Regions from separate parts of the Mus musculus genome. Here region 1 is linked to region 2. A link is a loop called in an ENCODE intact Hi-C map of the cell type or tissue named here. Cell type or tissue: heart. All regions are shown on one strand. Links, peaks and the distances in the headings refer to the core of each region. The heading gives the core; the rest is flanking DNA.

Region 1 (7,920 bases), core at 1,854-6,853, 610 kb before region 2:
GCCTTTGGATTAAGAATATGTGGAGAAGCCATCTCCATAGTCCTTCTCAGTTGGTAAATAAAATCAGTAAGTTGAGACCCACCCACTTACAGCAGCGATGCTGACTTCAATACAGTACCACACTGAGACACTGAAACTAAACACTTCCTAAACAAACAGAAGTCTAAACTAGAAGCTAAACACTTCCTAAAAGAACAGAAGTCTTGAGAGACACTTCAGTCAAGTTAGTCTTAACTATCAGGACTGTCGAGGAAGTGAGCATGGAATGTATGAGTACGTGTGACTTCAAACCAAATGTGCTCAGGAATGTGTGTGCCTTTGTATGTGGTGAGTTTTTCTAGCATGACTATGAATGTTTTCCTAATAAGATCCCCATGCCTCTTGTTCTTGGGAATTGCCTTTCTGCCAGTAATGAACCTTGCCATTTACAAACACCAGAACAGAACCTGGGAAGTCACCAGAGTGGAAAACACGCTGAGGCTCTTTCTGGACAAGAATCCTGAACTGTAAGGGTTCTCCTCACAGCATCTGTTGAAATCGTCTAATAAACACTCATAAATATGGGCTTACATGTTTAATGGATTTTTATATAGCTAGGACTAAATTAACACAAAGGGACCAAACTTTAATAACACCCATCTTTGCTTTGAAATCTATGCGGAGATGGGTTGGCTCTGCACTTTACACTAGACCAGAAGATCCCATGAAGTACTGACAGTACCTTTAGAAAAACAACTTCTATTTGTATATCATAACGTCTGAGATAGTATGAAAATGTTGACCATCTAGAACATGAAGTGAAAAATAAAAATATGTAAGTGTAAGTTCAAGCCATGATTTTCAAGGTCAAGCCCAGCTTTTCAAGGTCAAACCCATCCTCAGAGCCTTAAGGCTTGAATTCACCTAATACTAAATGCATTCATCTTTACCATGAGTGAAATCAATTGCTTTCTGGTGATACTACAGGCTAAATAAATTAATAATTTCCTTTTACCTCTTCACCTTTATATCATAGTATATCATTATTACACACACTATCTAGTATTCAATCCCAAATATTATAGCTAATTTGCTAACTGCAATTAATCTTTATGTTTTTTGTTGTCTTATCAACAAAAGAAGTAATGTATTTCATTATACAAAACTGAAAGGATAAAATGGGACAATAGATAAGATGGTTTACTCTGCTGAAAACATTTAATATCCACAAGGGCACAAAAACACCATCATGATTTTGTAAAATACAATTCTCAAACCATTTTAATTGCTTGCTGTATTTTTCTTTGTGACCCACATGCCATACATTATAACATAAAATTTTAATTGCTAAAAGACATGATTTTCTATCTAATTGATATTACTTTTTTAATCTTCTTTTTGTTGCTATCGTTTTTTTTAATAACTAGGTTTTATATTGTAGCCCAGGTTAGCCTCAAACTTGGAGACTATCCTCCTGTCTTAAAGACATCTCAATAGATTAACAAGAATCCTTGTCCTACATTTGAATCATCCTCTAAGAAGATGAAAAAGATCACAGACAACTCTGTGACCTACTGAAGGTATAGCTTCAAGCCCTGCTCCCATAGGAAAGGGCACATGTGACATCTCTGTTAGTGGCTATGGCACTTGTCCTATAAATTGCTTTGAGCCTGATGTCAAGTGTGGCCAGAGATTGCACTTTGATCCTGATCACTTAGATGACTCTAAAACAACAACAACAACAACAAAAAAAAAAAAAAAAAAAAAAAACTAAAACCCATGATGGGTGTTCCAATGACCATGTTATGGCTACAATGTAAAACCTAATTATAAAATTCTAGGGTCTCATTTCTTCCCTGGTCTATTAAAGTCATCTTTTTAAACTATGCTATTCTCTATATCCCCAATTGTTCTTACTGTCATTGCTACAGTTTGAAGACAGGTTTCTAATTATTTCTATTGCTGCTTAAAACTAGAACTAAGTAAGAGGTGATAAAAATGAAAACTACTATGAAGATAGAACCAAGACTTGAGCACAACTATCTCCTTATTATGCCGGCCGGGGGGATGGGTGGGAGGTAAGGACGCTCTCTGCTTGCTGCTTGGATGCTCTGTTAGATTACCAATAAAAGTTTGTCGAGGAGTCAATTAGTTCTAGTCATTTTAAGCTTAAGGATCCTATAAGTCAGAAAGTAAAAGCATCCTATATTCATAACTGAAGTAGAGAAGAAGCTAAGGGCTGGAGACTGCCATCCTAGTCCTTTATGTCTGAAACCATATTGGCAGGGGAAGGTCATGCACCTGACCTGGCTATGCCAAAGGCTGAAGGAGGAGGATCCGTTAAACCTACACATCGAGTACAGGCCTTGGCAAAATATCAAGATCCTATCTCAAAATAATGATAACTTCTGGATCCTGGTTGTCTAGTTAATGTTTCTATTGCTGCAACAAAACCCCATGACAGACGATAAATCAAGATAGAGTCACTTGTCACCAAGCTGAAACTAACCTGTCTATGTAACCTTTTGCAGAAATAAAGAACTAAAGAGATAACAGACAAATATCCCAGGATAATAAAATTCCTCTGCCTTAATCTTAGCACACAAACATTACTCTGGTGCTAAGCAATGATTTATTTTCCTACTGTTCTGTATTCCTGCCCATGCCTTACAGGGATAGAGTAACTATGAAAGGACCATTCTTCTTTTGTTTATTGCTTCTGCTTTTCCATCTCTTCTCTTCCTATACAACCAATGCTACGCTCAGAAAATCAGAATGCTTATTCTACCTTACAGGGTGAAATGTTGTCCTTTTTCTAGAATTGAAAATAAAGCCAATTAAGACATTTAGATGCAGTGGTTCATGCAAGTAGTCCTAATAATCAAGAGGATGGAGAGTTCAAAACCACACTGGGTTTCATACTAATAACCTGTCTTGAAACAAATCTAGCTAAATACACACACACACACACACACACACACACACACACACACACACACACCTAAGTATATAGAATATATTTATTTATGCACACATACATTTGTAATTTTTTTCTCTAAAACACAAAGATGAAAAACCTAAGATCCTGCATTTTGTAAAGCTGCCCCGTTTGTATGGATCTGTAACAATTCCAGAAGCTAGAGTAATTTGGTGACTTTCATAGATAACTCAGGAACAGCCTACCTGCAAGCTACTCATCAACTACTCCCTTCTTCCTCTGAAACCTCTAAGAAGAAATGCCTGCTCTGCCGTGAAGGCCCTTTGTCTGCCTGTCTGTCTGTTTGCCTGTGTCATCAATGTATCTTCTAATGAATCTCTTATAAGGACAATCTATTTCAGTGTCCCCCTTTAGCCTCCAAACTTTTGGTCAACAAGAGTGGATGCCCTGTGGGACCCTATTATCACAGAAAGCAGTGAAGATAGAAAATTAGAAGAAGAGGAGGAGGAGGAAGAGGAGAAGGAGGGGGAGGAGGAGAAGAAGGAGGAGGAGGGGATAGAGGGAGAATAAGAAAAAGAAGCAAGACAAGCAAAATGGGGAGATTTGGCAATGTTAACATTTTCCACCAGATACAGAAACTCTGGCGTGATCAGTGAGTGACTCTACTCAAAACAGGTTTTTGTTGTTTTGTATAATGGGACAAGGTGAGCTTACAAGGAGAGGACCTTATCAAAAACAAATTCTGTGCCAGTCACCCAACTTCTCCGCGGGTTCTAGATCTTTATATTCTCTGGACTGTATTTTCTCCCTCAGCTTAGACGATACATTTCCAAACACCTACTAAACCCTCAAAGGCTGAACAAACAACCAGGCTTCACAAGGTTCCCCAGAAAAAAACGAAAACATTTCAAGTTCTCCAAATTTTGTACCTTTTGTGGTTCTGAAATTATCAGCTATGTATCTAGTTTAAAACAGTGGGATCCAGAGGAAAAGCACCCCAACGACGCTGAGGGAGGTATCTCCCTCACCTGCAGCCTGTTGGGACGGAAAACTACAACTCCCATGAGGAAGTAGGGCCGCAGAATCCACAACTCCCAGCATCCTCCCGGAGGCCCAAAATGGTCAGGCGAGTAGTCGAAGCGAGACCATAAATGTCTGCGGAAGGTGTGGAGAAGCTTTCTCTCGAGATAGCAGCATCTGAGGAGGAATCTGTAGCCCCGACAGAACAACAAGATGTAGCGTGCGGCCTGGAGAACTTGCCTGTGAGCTTGTGGCCTTTGGGGGCGGAGCCCAGGCCTAAACCTTTCCAGGTAGAGGCAGGGCTAAGTGGCTGAAAGGGCTGGGGGTGGTGCCCTTTTCTTTGGGGGCGGAGCCAGAGGGCGGCGCTAGAGGGCTGTCCCTTTCCCCCGGGGGCGGGGCCAGTGCCCTTTATATGGGGGCGGAGCTAGAAAGCAGCTCACCGATCTTAGGGGCGGTGCTAAAGGGCCTGTCTATTTCCCTTCTCTCCCCAGGCGGGGCCAGCGCTGTTCTAGACTGGGTTGGAGGGATGTCCTGTAGCCCCACAGGGGCTGACTACAAGACTCCTCTTAATTCTCACCAAGGGGAGCCTGCACCCTTCCATGTTGGGGCGGAGATAGAGGCCTGCGGACAGCCTCCATGGAAGGAACCAGAGAGCTGCTTATATCTTGAGTAGTTGAGGCCAATGCCCATGTAGAGCCAGGTCTAAAGAGCTGGGGGGAGTAGGAAGCTGGGGGGGGGGGGGGTGAGTAGGAAGGGGATTGTTTCACACTTCGCTGCAGAGCAGAATTCCAGGGCTACTCACTGCCCCCGGGGGCGCTAGAGCTCTTTCCTAGAAGCCAAGAAAGAGAGACACATAGCTCCCCCACGTGGTAGTAATTGTCAAATTGGCTGTAACAACAGGCTTCTTCCCCCCCACACACACACACACACCCCACCCCACCCCCGATATTTTTATTTTTTTTTTATTAGCACACGGGGTATCTAGTTTAACTATGGCATTTTTAAAATGTTCATTAGCAAATGTTGATTATACATAATAATGAGTTTTGTGATGACATTTTTCCACATATGCACAGAAGGTGTTTTGATGATATGCACCACCACCCTCTCTGGTCCCTCACCCTCTCCCAGTAATCCTTCACCTTCCTGGCTAGTGCCCCTTTTATCTTTCATCTCGCTGTGGTGAGTGTGTGTGTGTGTGTGTGTGTGTGTGTGTGTGTGTAGGAGACAGAGAGCCAATGAGTTTCATCAAGGTTGTTTACTGGAACTGCAGTCTTCTTGACGTCTTACTATTATTTACTCTTTGAGAATCCCATACAATATGTTTGTCATCCTTTTTCCCTCCCCCAAATCCTCACAGATCCTTGCCCACCTCGCAATCTACCCAATTTCATGTTCTTTCTCTCTCGAGGGGGAAATAAGCTGTTGGTCTGAAAGAAAAGTTCTTAAATGGACAGAATTTAATATTTTTCTTTGAACCTGTAATAAGACCTTAACAAGGATTCTTACCTTATACTGTCTGTAAAATAGCAGTTCCCTAACATGTGTGTGGCAGAGGCGTGACTTTTCAGAAAGCTTTTTCCCCCTGTCTGGCTTGTACTCAGAACTTACTGAGGGATCAGAGAAAACCATCTCCATGTCTGGTCTCGGCTATCTGACATGTAAGAAAGGCTTGGTTATGAATCTCAGCCCCTGGAGTCAAACTTAGCTGAGGTCTCCGCCATGCTGAGAGATCTTGGACACACATAAATTAACTTCTTCAGATCCTCAGAAGCCCTAGAGTTTAAGTCATAGACCCTCTTCTCAGCTGCTTGGGAATTACTGTTCCTAGTGCTCTGTAGGAACTCAATAAATGGCTGCTACCTCAAAGCCCTACTCCACCCTTCAACCCCTCAGACCATGGCCTAAGTTGCTTATGGAATAGGGAAAGACCAAAGATGCTGGCAGAGGGGTGCCCCCTCGGATGTCAGACTTAAGAGTATGACTTCAGCATCTTACCTACTCCACAGAGTTTGTTGTTTTCGAAGTGAAAATAACTTTAAAATTGTATAGCTTTCCCCCATCCAGAATAAGAACAAATTAGGGCTGCTCTTTCTTCCTTCTAGGATTTTATGAGCAGAAAATGGGATAATACATTCTATAGCAGATTTCAAAAGGTGAAGCAGGATTTCAATGTGAGAAATAGCGCCCTCTCATCTATGACTCATAGCCAGCAACACACATCTGCATTTGCATTGACAGTTTATTAATAACACAAGTAGATAATACTCCATGTACCAATGAGCTCTTAAGGCTTGGTCAAGATCAAACATTCCAGGATGTCTGCGAAGACCACCTATTTTTTTTCTTTATTCATCAAATAGTCGAGTGACTATAATATACCAGGCACTGTATTAGACGAGGCCTAGAAGATGACATCATTTGATTGAAGAAGACAGCATCCAGTTGCTTTTTTTTTAAGCTAGAAGTATCTAACATGAAAGAAAAATATTGCTCCATTCTTAAGTAACTCCAATAAATACTCATTAAGAACTAAAAGTATGCCAAGTGATGAGTTGGAATACAGAGAATAAGAAAACATGCCCCCTGCCCTCAAAGCACTAACAGTGTGATGATCCTACACTCAATTTTAGCTCGTTGTGCTACTGAATAAAAGTGTGTGTGTGTGTGTGTGTGTGTGTGTGTGTGTGTGTGTGTTTCTTTGCCATCTTCTCTAAGGCCTATCTATAAAAACAGTTGGTCTAATGCAATCTCTTAATTTAGCCTACTTTATTTTATGTGCAAAAAAATAACTAAGAATAACTTAATTAGCTAGACACTTGCCTATAATCTCAACACTAGATGTGGAAACAGGAGAATCGTGAATGTAGGAGCCAAGCTAGTCTTCATAGCAAGACCCCGTCTCCAAAGCTAGTTCCTAAGAAAGTAATTCAATGACAAAGTGCTTTATGCTCAAGTTCCTGGGTTTGCTCTCCTGCAGCATCAAGAAGTTGAAAGATTCTCTATAAGTATCTTCTTTAAACTCCTTACAGTCATTAGTGTCCATAAACTCAGGGGATTTGATGTACTAATCATAGTTTCCAAATTAAGTCCTGGTCTATTTTTTAAGAGGAGGGAGAAGGGGAGAAGAAGAGCCACGTGATTGATTCTTAGGCCAACCATTGAGGGCATACATGAAAGTCTTGAGAATAAAACTATTGGAGAAGGATATTCCTGGGGTTGTAAAATGAGATACTAAACAAAGCAGAGGTCACTCAGCCAGGCAGTTTTACTTTGGCAAAAGGGTGCACAGTGGCCCACACTAGTCGAGCAATCACTCCAAGGTGGGAGTACAAGTAGCTAAGTCTCACTCCATTGGTGACAGTTCAACCTCACAATCTGACATGATTGGCTAGTTCCTAATGGGTGCTATAGCAGGGGAAGGCTGCTATGGAGAGTTCCAAGAATCTCTACCATCTCTACCAAGGTGTGGCAAAATGGACAAATTTACAAAAGTTTTACAATAGGGAGGAGTTTATAGAATATTGGCATTTTGGGAGGCTAGCTCTCTCTGATAGGAAAAAGAAAAAAAAAACTGCTTCTCAGAAAAGATAATCCACATGCTTAAAGACAAGCCTCAAAGTTGCCCAGACTGTCTAGTGGTACCAGTGATATAGGATGTGTGTGTGTGTTATGGATGTTAGGAATGCAATCTAGACTTAAACATGTGCTACACAGATGCTCCATCACTGACCTACATTCCCAGCTCATCTTCAGCTCATTTTTTTCCCCACTGAATTCCACATACATAAAAGGAATCTTACAAAAAGTCAAACTAGCATACTTGCTGCAAACCCTGGCTCACGGGCTCACACAACCATTAAGGCATGAAAAACTCAAGGCAAAAAATAATTTTATGTCTGCTTTGCTCTGGGGTGCCATATAAAGGGAAAAGGGCATACTGAAATGTTCAGATTAGAAGCCAGCATATCCTCACATCCTTG
Region 2 (7,920 bases), core at 2,001-7,000:
TTTTCTGAGTATTTTCTTTATTCTGGGCCTTTTATTAATGTCTTTCTTTGCTTTGAGATATCGTCTCATGTAGCCCAGGCTAGCTCCCTATAGTCTCTTTGAGCCAAAAATGTGTTAAATCCTCAATACTGGGATTAGAGCCGCGTGCTTGCTGAATTCTACTTCTTATAGCACCTTGAAGAGTGCTCCCTAATATGACACCACCTCATTTTTTTAAACGGTTTTTCGAGACAGGGTTTCTCGGTGTAACCAGTCCTAGCTGTACAGAACTTGATAGGCTGGCCTCGAACACAGAGATCTGCCTCTCTCTGCCTCCCAAGTGCTGGGATTAAAGGCACGAGCCACCATGCCAGGCTGGGTTTACTTTTAACTGCTGCAAAGGCCGAGCTTTGACAAACATTCATTTCACCTGCACGGCAGCCCTGTGGGTGCCTATTGGGAGATTCAGACTGCCAAGCTCAGAGCAAAGCCATTTGCCCAAAGCTTCCCAGGATACCTTGTGTTAAATGTCCTCCCACCTCTCACCCGTTACATGCCCCTAAAACAGACTGTTGCCTAAAGAACTAGAACACAGATGCACATAGTCGTACACACCTGTGACCCCAGTACTCGGCAGGCAGAGCCAGGAGGACTGGGGGCTGAGGGTCAACATCAGCACATAGCAAGTTCTGGTCTCCGAGATCCTTAAACCAAACCAAAACCAATCATTAATGAACAAACAAACGGAGCTGGATGCATAGCTCAGTTGGTAGATGCTTGCTTGGTATGTGCAATATCCTGGATTCCACCTGCAGCACCACACGAATTTGTTCAGATTAGGTTATCCTTGCCTGCACACAGAGTCCAAAGCCAGCCAGGGCTACACAGGACTCTGTGTTAAGCAAGCAAGAAACCTACCAACCAACCAACCAAAAAAAAAAAAAAAAAAAAAAAACCAGAACAACCCTCCCCCCCCCAAAAAAAACAAACAAACCAAAAAACCCACTGGGCTAAAAATCTCAGAGAGGCTGAAGGTATTTCTCAGGAGAGGCAGCAATCAACAGGCTACTGTCACCAGCAGGATGGCCGGCTGTCCTGAGTGTGGAACTCTTTATGGGAGGAAACTGCATTAGTCCAGAAACAGACCACAGAGCCACCTGTTCCTACTGTTTGCTGAGTCCATCCCAACTCTTACCCTCAGTGTTTGCTCTGGGGTCTGGTTGAGGAGCAGAAACTAGGGTGACAGGCTATCATATCCGGTTAGAGTCTAGAGGGCCGAGGGCATGTGTTGGATCTCTGGAGCCCTGAAAGGGTCCTATAAGGAGAGGGAATGTGTTGCATTTCAGAGACTGTCACTCTCCTGAGACTCAAGTCTTCCCTGAGGATCCTGCAGGGTAAGAGGAAGGAAGGTTTTAGGCTTCTTGCTGGTACCGGGGAGCAGCTCCCTCCAGTGTTCTGCACATCATAGTCCTTTTTTGAAATGAGAATTCTGCTGATGAAAATGATCACTAAGCGGTTTAGAAGGTTCCAGACTATGACCCCTTCTCTCCTTCACCTAAGATTCTGCAGCAACTCAGCCACTTGGGCCATTCTCATAACCACCCACCCAGCACCACTCCCTGTTTCTCCCCAGCCATCTGCCTTACAGCCTCCGAACATGAGCCTGCAGAGCTCCTCCCCTTGGCAATGGAAGTCCTGGTGTCCCTGCCGGACACCTATCTTGTGATGTGACTGGCTATTGGCCCAGAGGGTGTCCTCTGTTATAGGCAGCCCCTCCCTTCCTGGGAGAGCCTCACCAAAGTAATGGAGGTAGGACACACGAGCTGGCCCATGGGCTCTGGGGACAGGGTCAACCTCAGGTTGGGACCAAGGGAATGTGACACCAACTGCTGCTGTCCCCATTGTCCTGGTCCTGCCTCCCCACCCCCTACCACACACACACTTTTTAGGGGACAAAGAGAAGGAAACATACTTATTTATTTGTTTAAAGAGAAGGAAAAAAAAAAGTCGAATGTGGTGGCTCATGCCTATAATAAGCCCAGCACTTCTGAAGCTGAGGCAGGAGGATTGCTGAGAGTTTAAGGGCAACTTGGGCTACAGAGTTAGACTCTGTTCCAAAAACCTGAAGAAAAAAAAAAAAAGGAAAGAAAAATGAGATAGAGAAAGAAAGAATTAATCATGAAGGGTTGGGGTAGGGATGGTTTTAGGACAGTGGTTTTCAACCTATGGGTCATGACCCCTTTGTGGGGTTGAATGACCCTTACATAAGGGTCACCTAAGACGTTTGGAAAACACAGATATTTGCATTACTATTCATAACAGTAGCAAAATTACAGCTATGAAATAGCAATGAAATAATTTTCAGTTGGGGGTCACTACAACGTGAGGACTGTAGGTATTAAAGGGCTGAAGCGTTAGAAAGGTTGAAAACTATTGTCTTAGGAAAGCTCAAGTTGAGGCCATTCTTCAAAGAGAAAGAAATAAAGAACAAAGGAAGGAGAGAAGGAGGAAGGGAGGGAGAAGAGAACAAAGGAACAAACAGGCTGAGGCTGTAGGTTAACTGGTAGAAAACATGCCCAGTGTGCAAAAGACCCTGGGTTCTACACACACACACACACACACACACACACACACACACCAGGAATGGTCATATTCCTATTATTCCAGCTCCAGAGGTAGAGGCAGGAGGATTAGAAGTTCAAGGTTGTCCTTCACTACACTGCAAGTTTGAGGCCACCCTGAGCTACACGAGGCCTCTCTCAAAGAGAGAGAGAGAGTGAGGGGAGAAGAGGTTTTAAGTATATCTCATATTTCATATCTTTTCTAGTAAGTGGACAGAAGTAACAAAAATAGAAGCAACCCAATTTTAAAAGTGCAAAGGACGTTGAGTAGAATGCCTCTAAAGGAGACACACAAGTGGCCAGTAAGCACACAAAAAGACACTCAACCTCATTAGTCATCGGGGAACTGCAACTCAAAACCACCGGGATGCATCACTTCACACCCACGGGGACGGCTATGACAATAACAATCATTTTTTTAAAACGAGAAAATAACAAGTGTTGTCGAGGATGTGGAGAGACCATGGGAGGTTGCTACAGAGGGTGTAAAATGGTGTAGCTGATGGGGGAAAGCGATTGCTCAAAAAAGATACAGAATTATCTAATTATACATGGTTCTTTTCCCAGATGTGTGTGTGTGTATACATCTACAGGCATGAAAGCAGAGGCCCAAATAAAATATAGACACAAATGTTCACAGCGGCATGTGTGCAAGAGTCAATGTGAGCAATGTGAGTGACTATAGGCAGACGAAGGCATAAATAATGGTGGTATATGCATGTGGCAGGATACTGTTACGTCATTGAAAGTAGTCCGGTTGGATGGGTGGGACGGCTCAGCAGGTCAGAGTTCTTGCTGCCTGATGACCTGAGTTTGATTCTGGGGACCACAATGGTGGAAGGAGAGAAATCACCCATTGAAGCTGTCGTCTGACCTCTGCATGGGAGCACATACAAATTAATAAATAAATTTAGTGATTAAAAAAGTAAAATACGGGCATAAGTAATAAGAAAGAGAAACCCCAGAAATACTATGCTACATGAAGCAAACCAGAAGGTCACATATTAGGTGAAATCTTTTATATGAAATATATAGACTAGATAAAATCATAGAGATAGAATGCAGATTGGTAGTTGCCAGGGCCTAGAGGGAAACACACACGCGCGCACACACACACACACACACACACACACACACACACACAAAACAACAAAAGAGTAGATGGCTTAGTTGCTAAGAGCAGTTGCTGCTCTTACAGAGGACTAGAGTTCAGCTGTACTTGGCTGCCTGTCACTTCTGTTCCAGAGGACAGATACCTTCTTCTGACTTCCATGGGAACCAGGCACACAGAAAGTGTACACAGACACACACACACACACACACACACACTAAAAACAAATACATCTTTAGAAAATTAATCATAATATCTACTGATATTTCTCTACTGGCAGAATGCTTGCTTACTTACCATATACAGAGCCCTGGAATTGAACCCCAGAGCTACATAAATCAAGTGTGGTACAGTATTCCTGTAATCTCAGCATTCCAGAGGAAAAAGTAAGAGAACTAAAAGCTCAGAGATTGTCTTGGTACCTAGTGAATTTGAAGATAGATAGATAGATAGATAGATAGATAGATAGATAGATAGATAGATAGATAGATAGATAGATAGGCAAATAGGCAGGCAGGCAGGCAGGCAGGCAGGCAGGCAGATAGGCAGGCAGGCAGGCAGGCAGGCAGGCAGGCAGATAGGGTGATTATAAGAGTGGTAGAGCAGCAAAAGCCCTGAGATGATTCTTATCATTAGAAGAAAGAAATAGAATAGTATGCTGAACCCTCTGTTTATTAATCTCATAGATTCAAAGCCCAATTTCAGTTTCATCATATATATGTATAAGTATATGTATGCATATATATGTGCATGTGTATGTATATATATATGTGCATATATGTGTATGTGTGTATATATACACACACATATATATATTCTAATCTGTTTATCCTTCTGTATTACTCTGAAGCAAACCTAGACATTATATAGTTCCATTTGTAGATATTTTAGTGTTTATCTCTGTAAGGAAGGGAATGTTTACCTGGCAGCCAGACACAGCTTGCCTCCAGCTTGTTTCCATTATGTCTATCCAGCACCGCATCATTGACTAATCACAAGCCCTAGTGCATATCTCTACAAGATTATATTCTTTAAAAAAATGTGTAGTGGTGGCACATGCCTTTAGTCCCAGAACTCAGGAGGCAGAGGCAGACACATCTCCATGGGTTTGAGGCCAGCCTAGTCTCCAGATTGAGTTCTAGGACAGCTAGGGCTACACAGAAAAACCCTGTCTCAAAAAAGCAAACCTAAACCAAACCAAACCAACAAAAAATCCCACCGTACTGTTATACCTTAAAACTTTAACAGTCCTGGAAGGTCATTTATTTTACTCATTTGGTGAAAAGAGTATGAATGGTTTCAAATTTAAAATTTTTATGTATAGGATTGTATGCAATGCTTGTAGATCCCAGAAGAGGGCATCAGATTCCCTAGAACTGGAATTGTAGAAGGTTGAGATCCACCATGTGGGGGCTGGAAACCGAACTTGAGTTCTGTGCAAGAGCAGCCAATTCTTTTAACCACTGATCTCTCTCTCCAGTCCCTTGGTTTCTTTTTCTTTTTCTTTTTCTTTTTTTTTAAGAGTCCACCTATTTCTTTTCTTTTTTCTTTTCTTTTCTTTTCTTTTCTTTTCTTTTCTTTTCTTTTCTTTTCTTTCCTTTTCTTTTCTTTTCTTTTCTTTTCCTTTCCTTTCCTTTCCTTCCTTTTCTTCTCTTCTCTTCTCTTCTCTTCTCTTCTCTTCTCTTCTCTTCTCTTCTCTTCTCTTCTCTTCTCTTCTCTTCTCTTCTCTCTCTCTCTCTCTCTCTCTCTCTCTCTCTTTCTTTCTTTTTTTTTTGAGACAGGGTTTTTCTGTGTAGCCCTGGCTGTCCTGGAACTCACTCTGTAGACCAAGCTGGCCTCGAACTCAGAAATCTGCCCGCCTCTGCCTCCCAAGTGTTGGGATTAAAGGCGTGTGCCACCACTGCCCGGCCCACCTATTTCTATAATGCTATCTTCTACCCCCAGTAAACTCACCCACAAGTAGTTGGGTAGAAATGGTTTTAAGTTCTTTAAAGTTTAATTATATAAAATCATGCAAATATAAATGCAGATGATCATTAATCTTCTTTTCTTTCCACACAAAAATAGCATGCTATTCACACTGTTCCACACTTATTTAACTTAATATCCACATGGGAACCTATCCGCATGAACACATAGATGTTCAAGTCTCTCCTATAACTGCTAAGTAGTCCAGTGCACAGATGTACAATCATTTGTTCAACTAGTTCCCAGTGACACATCTGTAGGTTCTATCTCTGATTCTGTCTGCCTCCCGCTCCTCTCTCTCAGTGTGTGTGTGTGTGTGTGTGTGTGTGTGTGTGTGTGGTTGTTGTGCTGGCTTTTTTTTTTTTTTTTTTTTTTTGAGTTGGAATCTCATATAGTCCACTCTGGTCTCCAATTCACCCTGTATCGAGGAATGACCTTGAACTCTGACCTCTATGTATTAAATAGGGTTATGGATGTGTAACACCATTCCTGACCACCTGACCTTTTTTTTTTTTTTTTAAATAGGGTCTCACTATCATCAAGCTGTGAACTTGTGATCTTCCTGCCTTCATTTCCTGAGTGCTAGGATGCATGTACCACCATGGCACTTGGCTAAGGGTTATTTTGGATGTCTTGCCATTGCTAGAAGAGCTGCAATGAGTAATTGCATACAGATGCCACATCATAGGTGTGCAACAATATTTATGAGGTAAGCTTCTGGGTGAGATTACTTAGAAGTGTGAACATCTGGTCACATACACCTATACACAACACCAGCATCCCAGTACACACGAGGCTGAGGCGGGAGGGTTATGAGGTTGAAGAAGCCTGAGGCTACATAGTAAGGTCTTGTGTGAGACCCTAAAATGCTGTGTAAAATGACTCTCTCTGGGTCTCTCTCTCTCTGGGTCTCTCTCTCTCTCTTTCTCATTTATCTGTCATTCATCTATCTCTGTGTGCACACTCCTCTGTGTTAATATCAGTGTATGTGTGCTATTATATGGAGCTCAGAGGTTAGGCTCAGGTGTTGGTCCTTGCCTTCAGCTTCATTTGAGACAGGGTCTCTGTTGCTCGTGATGCGTTTATCAGGCTTCTAGGAAATCTCTTGTCTCTGTTTCCCATCTTACCTTAGACGTGCTGGCATTACAGATGTGCAGTATGTCTTCTAGCTTCACACAGGTCCTGGACATTCAAACTCAGGTCTTCATTGACTGCAGGTCAAGCATTTTGCCCACTGAGCTGTCTCTCCAGCCTGCCTGCCTTTCTTTCTTTCTTTCTTTCTTTCTTTCTTTCTTTCTTTCTTTCTTTCTTTCTTTCTTTCTTTCTTTCTCTCTTTCTTTCTCTCTCTCTCTCCCTTTCTTTCTTCCTTTTCTTCCTTCCTCCCTTTCTTTCTTTCTTCTTTCTTTCTCTTTCTTTCTTTCTTTCTTTCTCTCCCTCTCTCTCCCTCTCTCTCTTTCTCTCTCCCTCTCTCTCTCTTTCTCTCTCTTCCCCTCCCTCCCTTTGTCCCTCCCTCTCTCTCTCTCTCTCTTTCTTTCTTCAATGCAGTTTCTGTAATATATATTACAATGAAACTTTTAAAAAGGAGAGTGAATTTCAAGTTCACCTTGTGAGTCGGCACCCAGGGGCCTTCCAGGAGGTGCTTGTCTAGAAGCAAACTGTGTGCTAGGTTCTGACAGCCCTCACTCTGGGAAGAGGCATGGGATGGAGGGTTCTATGCTGTTATAGGACTGAGTAAGTGGCATCTCAGGCTCTGCTGGGTGACCTTGAGAAACTTTGTCATCTCCTTGACTCTGTTTCTTCAATCTCCAAGAGGGCTCGCAGAGACCTTACAAAGTCTGCTATGACGTTGACAAGAACCCTTTGGGTGCAAGTGCAGCAGCATGTAATGCAAACTAGCCTCTGGCAGGTAACTCAGTGCATTCCCAGGGACTTAGACTGATGTGCAAATGGCTGATATAGCAGTCTTTCCAGAGAGACTGGGGGTGGGTGGAGAGAGATAAGGGGAGAAGCTTCCAGAGGTCTCGTTATAGCTCGATACTGCAGCGACCACACAAGGCAGATGCATTTCGCAGAACTCCATTTTACATTTATACAAATCTAGACTCTGTGAGAGCAAGTGACTCACCCAAGGTCATACAGCAAGCAGATGGCACAGGCAGGGTTTCAACCAAGGCATGACTCAAATGTCCTTGCCGACAGAACCTTGGATACCAGAAGAATGCTGGATGCCAAACTGGACAA

The links. Hi-C counts contacts between places; a loop is a spot of excess contacts. Peaks named below come from ENCODE experiments on the same cell type or tissue, not always from the same donor. Only the 100,000 strongest peaks of a DNase experiment are listed, where the experiment ranks them.
Region 1: a loop joins it to region 2, with 2.1 times the contacts of the local background. A loop is called at or near these places in 1 of 42 quality-filtered maps.

Annotation. Positions count from the first base shown.
Region 1 is chr6:108,061,013-108,068,932 of GRCm38, forward strand. It overlaps Setmar (SET domain without mariner transposase fusion), which reads left to right and starts at 4,033. Exons shown (of 2, transcript NM_178391.4): 1 at 4,033-4,227. The coding sequence starts at 4,069. In heart, for the core only: CTCF peaks have their summits at 4,260 and 4,765; a DNase peak (open chromatin) is centred at 4,259; H3K4me3 peaks cover 1,434 bases; H3K27ac peaks cover 864 bases.
Region 2 is chr6:108,669,322-108,677,241 of GRCm38, forward strand. No RefSeq gene overlaps it. Among named protein-coding and RNA genes, the nearest start is that of 0610040F04Rik, 12 kb to the left of the region's middle. In heart, for the core only: a CTCF peak has its summit at 5,060 (motif pointing right); no DNase peak of the experiment used is centred there.